2 separate regions of the Homo sapiens genome follow, and region 1 is linked to region 2. A link is an interaction called in ENCODE POLR2A ChIA-PET data of the cell type or tissue named here. Cell type or tissue: GM12878. All regions are shown on one strand. Each heading gives the region's core, and the rest is flanking DNA. Links, peaks and the distances in the headings are about the cores only. Region 1 overlaps CUX1 (cut like homeobox 1). Region 2 overlaps CUX1 (cut like homeobox 1).

Region 1 (2,912 bases), core at 262-2,761, 210 kb before region 2:
TTTTTTTTTTTTGAGACAGAGCCTCGCTCTGTCGCCTAGGCTGGAGTGCAGTGGCATGATCTTGGCTCACTGCAGCCTCCACCTCCTGGGTTCAAGCGATTCTCCTGCCTCAGCCTCCTGAGTAGCTGGAATTACAGGTGCCCACCATGCCTGGCTAATTTTTGTGTTTTGAGTAGAGATGGGGTTTCACATGTTGGCCAGGCTGGTATCGAACTCCTGACCTCAGATGATCTGCCTGCCTCGGCCTCCCAAAGTGCTGGGATTACAGGCATGAGCCACCGCGCCCAGCCAATTTAGGATATTTCTAATGGCAGTTCCGTCCGCCCAGGGCGGTGCTGGTGGCCGCCTGCCTTGCCTCTCCAGGAGCTCTTGGAATTACATTCAGTTGAATTCATGTGGTGCCTGGGTGGGTGTGTCTAGGCCCAAGCAGGTCACCTCTGTCACTATCTCTCGTCCACACTGAATCTAGAACCAGCCATCAGGAAGGTGGCAAGGTGACCTGTATGTCCAGGACTGTAGAGGTGATTTCTGGTTCATGCTAATTAATCAACTGGTTTTTTTTTTTTTTTTAATTTCCTGAGATGGAATCTCATTCTGTCACCCAGGCTGGAGTGCAGTGGTGCAATCTCAGTTAACTGCAACCTCCGCCTCCCGGGTTCAAGCGATTCTCCTGCCTCAGCCTCCCGAGTAGCTAGGATTACAGACACACAATGCCACAACCGACTCATTTTTATATTTTTTGTAGAGACGGGGTTTTGCCACGCTGGCCAGGCTGGTCTTGAACTCCTGACCTCAGGTGATCCATGCCTTGGCCTCCCAAAGAGCTGGGATTACAGGTGTGAGCCACTGCATCCGACCTAATCAACTATTAAGACTACAGAAAAATGTCCTCTTCAACAAAAAAGATTTTTCCCAGTTTATTTCCAGATGTGTCATGCCAAGTGTTTCTGATGATCACGTCAAATCACTGAAGAGCTTACGCCTCCCTTGCTGGTCAGTTCAACTCTTGGGCAGAAAATATCTAAGACTCTGCCTGGAATAAGATGTATTTGGAGATATTTCTCCTGGTCTCTTGGGCTAGAAAACCTATTTCTTAGCCTAGTGGAGAAGCTGTTCTGGTGGCAGCCAAGGAGGTGGCCTCACCACCCTGACTTGTAACACTGGCTCTGAAGTGTTCTGGAACGGCCAGCGCTGGGGAAGTCCCGGGCATCTGGTTACAAGGTGTCCCCGGGAGCCTACATGGTCTCAAGCAGGCATTTAGCCGTTCAGAGCGGATACCATCTCATCACAGGGTGATGGTTCACAAAAGAAGGGATCTAGCTGTTGATGATTTCAATTTCTGATTGCATAATTTCTTTCTTTTTCTTTTCTTTTCTTTTTTTTTTTTTGATACAGAGTCTCACCCTGTTGCCCAGGCTGGAGTGCAGCGGTATGATTTTGGCTCACTGCAACCTCCACCTCCCAGGATGAAGTGATTCTCCCACCTCAGCCTCCTGAGTAGCTGGGATTACAGATGCCCGCCATCACGCCCAGCTAATTTTTGTATTTTTAGTAGAGACAGGGTTTCACCATGTTGGCCAGGCTGGTCTTGAACTCCTGACCTCAAGTAATCCACCTGCCTCGGCCTCCCAAAGTGCTGGGATTACAGGTGTGAGCCACCGCGCCCGGCCTGATTGCATAATTTCTGTGGAGCATTTGCACTTGCAATCAGTTTCCAAGTTCACGGACAGTCTCTCTGTGGCCCATCTGTTGGCGGTCACGGTGTCAGACTTCTATCACTTGTGGCTTGCCTTCGTTACTTTCACGCAACTTTCTGATCACATAGTTATTCAGGATTTCTGTCCTGAGGGCGTCGAAAAAAAATACAAAACTCACAAAATGAAGCGTTGAGGTGGTTTGTGTGGTGAGATCCACGAAACAGGAGAATTCAAACTAAAAACAGGCCTAATGGCAGTGAAAGGAAGGAACAGGGAAACAGACACTGATCTGGAGCTGGGATAAATTCATTTCAGGAGCTGAGAAGTAAGCGTAGCCCATCATTGGCAGCTGAGGCAGGAAGAAGGGGGCCCTGTCCCGGGTCGGCGTGTGGTGACACTGGTTTTGAGGCTCTGGCGTCTTCCTGAAGACCCCTGTTAAACCAGCTGTAGCTGTGTTTCTAGATCTGGAACCCCAGATCTAGCGGTGGCGGCCCTGAGACATCACTTCCCTGTGGTCACCGCCGGACTCCCGTCTCCTCCTGTGTCCCTGCAGAGACAGGGCCACTGGGAGCCCTCGTTCTACTTTTGTGTCTGCCCCACCATGAGAACGGCCCCTCGCCAAGCCTGAGCACTGTCCTGGGAGATCTTTCTTGCTCTTTCTTGTCTATTCTCTGTCATTTGCTGAGAAATCAGAGTTGATGCTAGAAACACAGGGGCGAGGAGGATACTGCTTGCATATCAGTGGTAACCCAGACCACGATGGCAGAAAACAGCCACCCGGCAAGGGGACTGGTGGCCACGGGGCTCACACAAGCCGATGCCCATCACCTGGCGATGGTGTCCAGGACATTGTCACGAAGGTCCCTGGCATGTGTGGCCCCAGGCACACCTCACATCCTCCTCATCTCAAAATGGAAGACCCTTTTGGGGGAAATTACTCTTAGCTGGCATCAGGTTAAACTCTGCCTCCCCTCAGCAGTCACCTGGGAGGTAGCAAGCAGCCAGCGACACCGTGTCTCAGGAATTCTTCCTGTTAGAGTCAAGCCAGCAAATACAGAGATGGTTTCCACCGTGAGACCCAGGGGAGCCTCGCTTCTCTGGGGAAGGTGAAGGAGGCTTTTCTGCTCCCTGGGCTGGTGTCATATTCCTCACTGGGTGATTTGGGGAAGGAGAGCCGGAACCAGGGGTCCACGAGGTCACCTCATCCTAGAAGAA
Region 2 (2,912 bases), core at 312-2,811:
ACTGAATTATCTTTGCATGACCAGGCTCTTAAAGCTTATGATTAAAAAAGGTATATTAAGGCCTCTTTGAGAATTTGCTTTTTTGAGACGGGGTCTTGCTCTGTTGTCCAGGCTGGAGTGCAGTGGTGCCATCTCTGCTCACTGCAGCCTCAACCTCCCAGGCTCAATAGATTCTCCCACCTCAGCCTCCGAAGTAGCTGTATCTGGGATCACAAGTGTGTGCCACCATGCCCAGCTAATTTTTTCTTTTTGGGCAGAGATGGGGTCTTGTCATATTGCCCAGGCTGGTCTCAGACTCCTGAGCTCAAGTGATCCTCCCACCTCGGCCTCCTCAAGTGCTGGGCTTACAGGCGTGAGCCACTGCAACTGGCCCTCATTGAGAATTTTATCTGAAGCCAGGACTTCCATAGCATTCCTTGGTAAGAATAAGAATCTCACAATTAATCAGTCATCCGATTAATTGCCAATCCTCCTTTACACGTGAATCTCATTAGAGAAACCTGAAGCGGGCAAGACAAACACAACGAACCTTGCTGCAAAAGCTAAAACGACAGATTCCGGAGACATTTCGGAATGGTGGAATTGAAAGAAACATCAGGGCAAACACAGTTGGTCACTGGGTCGAGGATGAAAAAAGCACCGAACGGAGGCCGCCCCAACCAACCAGGCGCCGGAAAAAGCTCTCTCAATTTCATTTCATGGGACCGTGCGATTCTTACGCAACCGTGCCAATGTGAGGCATCTCGATGGCATTAAAGTCTTGTTAAAACAGCAAACCTGTTCTTTTCAAGAGAACAATGGTATTCTAAAAAGCCTTGCAAAATTAATCGAGTTATTACCCTATAAAGAGTCAAACATGTAACTATGTTTAAAAGGGTCCACAGGTTGTACCATGTCCAAACAGAGAATATGTACGCGGTGAAATCCTCCGCAGAACACCTTCCCATTAATTAGGCAGTGGAAACAGCAGCCTCCCCAAATCGAGCAGGAACAAACAGGAAAGAAAAGAATATACTTCTTGTGAGAGAGAGGGGAAAAAAAATACACGCAAACAAAGAAATTAAAGGCAATGCACTCCACCCTCGATAGAATCAGTTTCAACAGAAATAATGAGAGATCTTACGTGGGCTGCCATGATTTCTTCACGTTGCTCTAAAAGCGGAAGGCGGCTTTCCTGGTTGGCACCCGAAGAGGCAGAACACTGAGGACTCAGAGCCCAAAGAGAACCACCGCCTGCCTTAGGAGGGGAGTGCAGCCTGGTTTGCCATATAATGACGAGAAAAGCAAATCAGCTGGGAGGAAAGAAGGCAATTCTTCTTATCTGGGATAGGAGGGAGAGAAATAGGAAAACTTCCCAGGTGGTGAGTTAAGAAAAAAGGGGAGAGGAGTATTGGCAACTTGGGAATGAGGATGCCAGGTGAATACCCTTGTCTTAGCCACGCTCTCTTGCACACACACACACACACACACACACACACACACACACTGCACACACATAGAGCTAGGTAAGGAAAACATTCTGGGGGAAAAGTCTGTTTTTCCTGAATCTATAGGCACCATCCAATCATCCAGGCTGGGCGTGGTTGCTCACACCTGTAATCCTTTGGGAGGCCGAAGTGGGCGGATCACTTAAGCCCAGGAATTTGAGACCAGCTTAGGCAACACTGCCAGACCGTGTCTCTATAAAAAATTTAAAAATTAGCCAGACATGGTGGCTGGCATGAGCCTGTAGTCCTAGCTACTTAGGAGGGCTGAGGTGGGAGGATTGCTTAAGCCAGGGAGGTCGAGGCTGCAGTGAGCCACGACTGTACCACTGGAGTCCAGCTTGGGCGACAGGGCAATACTGTCTCTTAAAAAAAAAAAAAAAAAAAAAAAAAAAAGGGCATCATCTCCTTATGACAGAAAAGGAATTCTCTCTGTGTTTTCATGCTTCTGTGAAAACTTCAGGACTGGCCAGTGGCTCATGCCTGTAATCCCAGCACTTTGGGAGGCTGAAGTGGGCAGACTGCTTAAGCCCAGGAGTTTGAGACCAGCCTGGCCAACATGGTGAAACCCCGTCTCTACTGAAAATACAAAATTAGCCAGGCATGGTGGTGCGCACCTGTAATCTCAGCTACTTGAGGGGCCGAGGAAGAAGAATCACTTGAACCTGGGAGGTGGAGGGTGCAGTGAGCTGAGACTGTGTCACTGCACTCAAGTCTGAGCAACAGAGTGAGACTCCGCCTCAAAAAAAAAAAAAAAAAAAGAAAAGAAAATCTCAGGACCACCCTAGAGTCCTTTTGGGTTACTCCTCCCACTGAACCAAGTTCCATCTCCTAAATATTCTCACATCTTGCTGCTGCTGCTGCTGCTGCAGCTTCAGGCCGGGCCCACATCCTGGCTCCCAAGTAGGGCCCAGTTCCCACGACAGCCCCACTACGTCTCTCCTGAGCCCCAGGGTTCAGCACAGATGACATGACTTACACAGCACACACCAGATGTCAACGCTGTCATTTCTGTTACCTGTGTGCCCCTTCCCACCTTTGGGTTGGAGGTTCTAGAAGGAGGGGGGCTATTTTTACCCACCTAGCACTCTGCACACTTCACACGGAGTCTGGCACATGGCACGGTGGCAATATTTCCACTAATAACAGCAAGTATTCCAGAAACATGTTCCAGCAAAGGGCTCGCATACTTTTGTCTCATTTAATCACTTTAGCAGCTCCATGAGATGGGTACCAGAGATCCCCCATTACACGGGTAGGGACAAGGAAACTCAGATGACTGAATTACTTGCCCAGGGACTGCAGTGAGTAAACGGCAGCTGGGGTTCTGATCTGTGGGACTTCCAAACTCTCACACTTAACCACTGTTTCCGTTTAAAGATGTCTGGTGAATAAATTAATAAGTACGAAGAGTCTTTCAAAAAGACT

Evidence for each region. ChIA-PET counts read pairs that join two places held together with the same protein. Peaks named below come from ENCODE experiments on the same cell type or tissue, not always from the same donor. Only the 100,000 strongest peaks of a DNase experiment are listed, where the experiment ranks them.
Region 1: POLR2A ChIA-PET joins it to region 2 with 9 read pairs; 5 of 35 experiments call an interaction of 5 or more read pairs at or near these places.

Annotation. Positions count from the first base shown.
Region 1 is chr7:102,165,744-102,168,655 of GRCh38, reverse strand. The region is part of intron 9 of CUX1 (cut like homeobox 1); the gene reads right to left. Among named protein-coding and RNA genes, the nearest start is that of SH2B2, 120 kb to the left of the region's middle. In GM12878, for the core only: no CTCF peak of the experiment used is centred there; no DNase peak of the experiment used is centred there.
Region 2 is chr7:101,957,813-101,960,724 of GRCh38, reverse strand. All of the region lies in intron 2 of CUX1 (cut like homeobox 1), which reads right to left. Among named protein-coding and RNA genes, the nearest start is that of CUX1, 140 kb to the right of the region's middle. In GM12878, for the core only: no CTCF peak of the experiment used is centred there; no DNase peak of the experiment used is centred there; H3K27ac peaks cover 438 bases.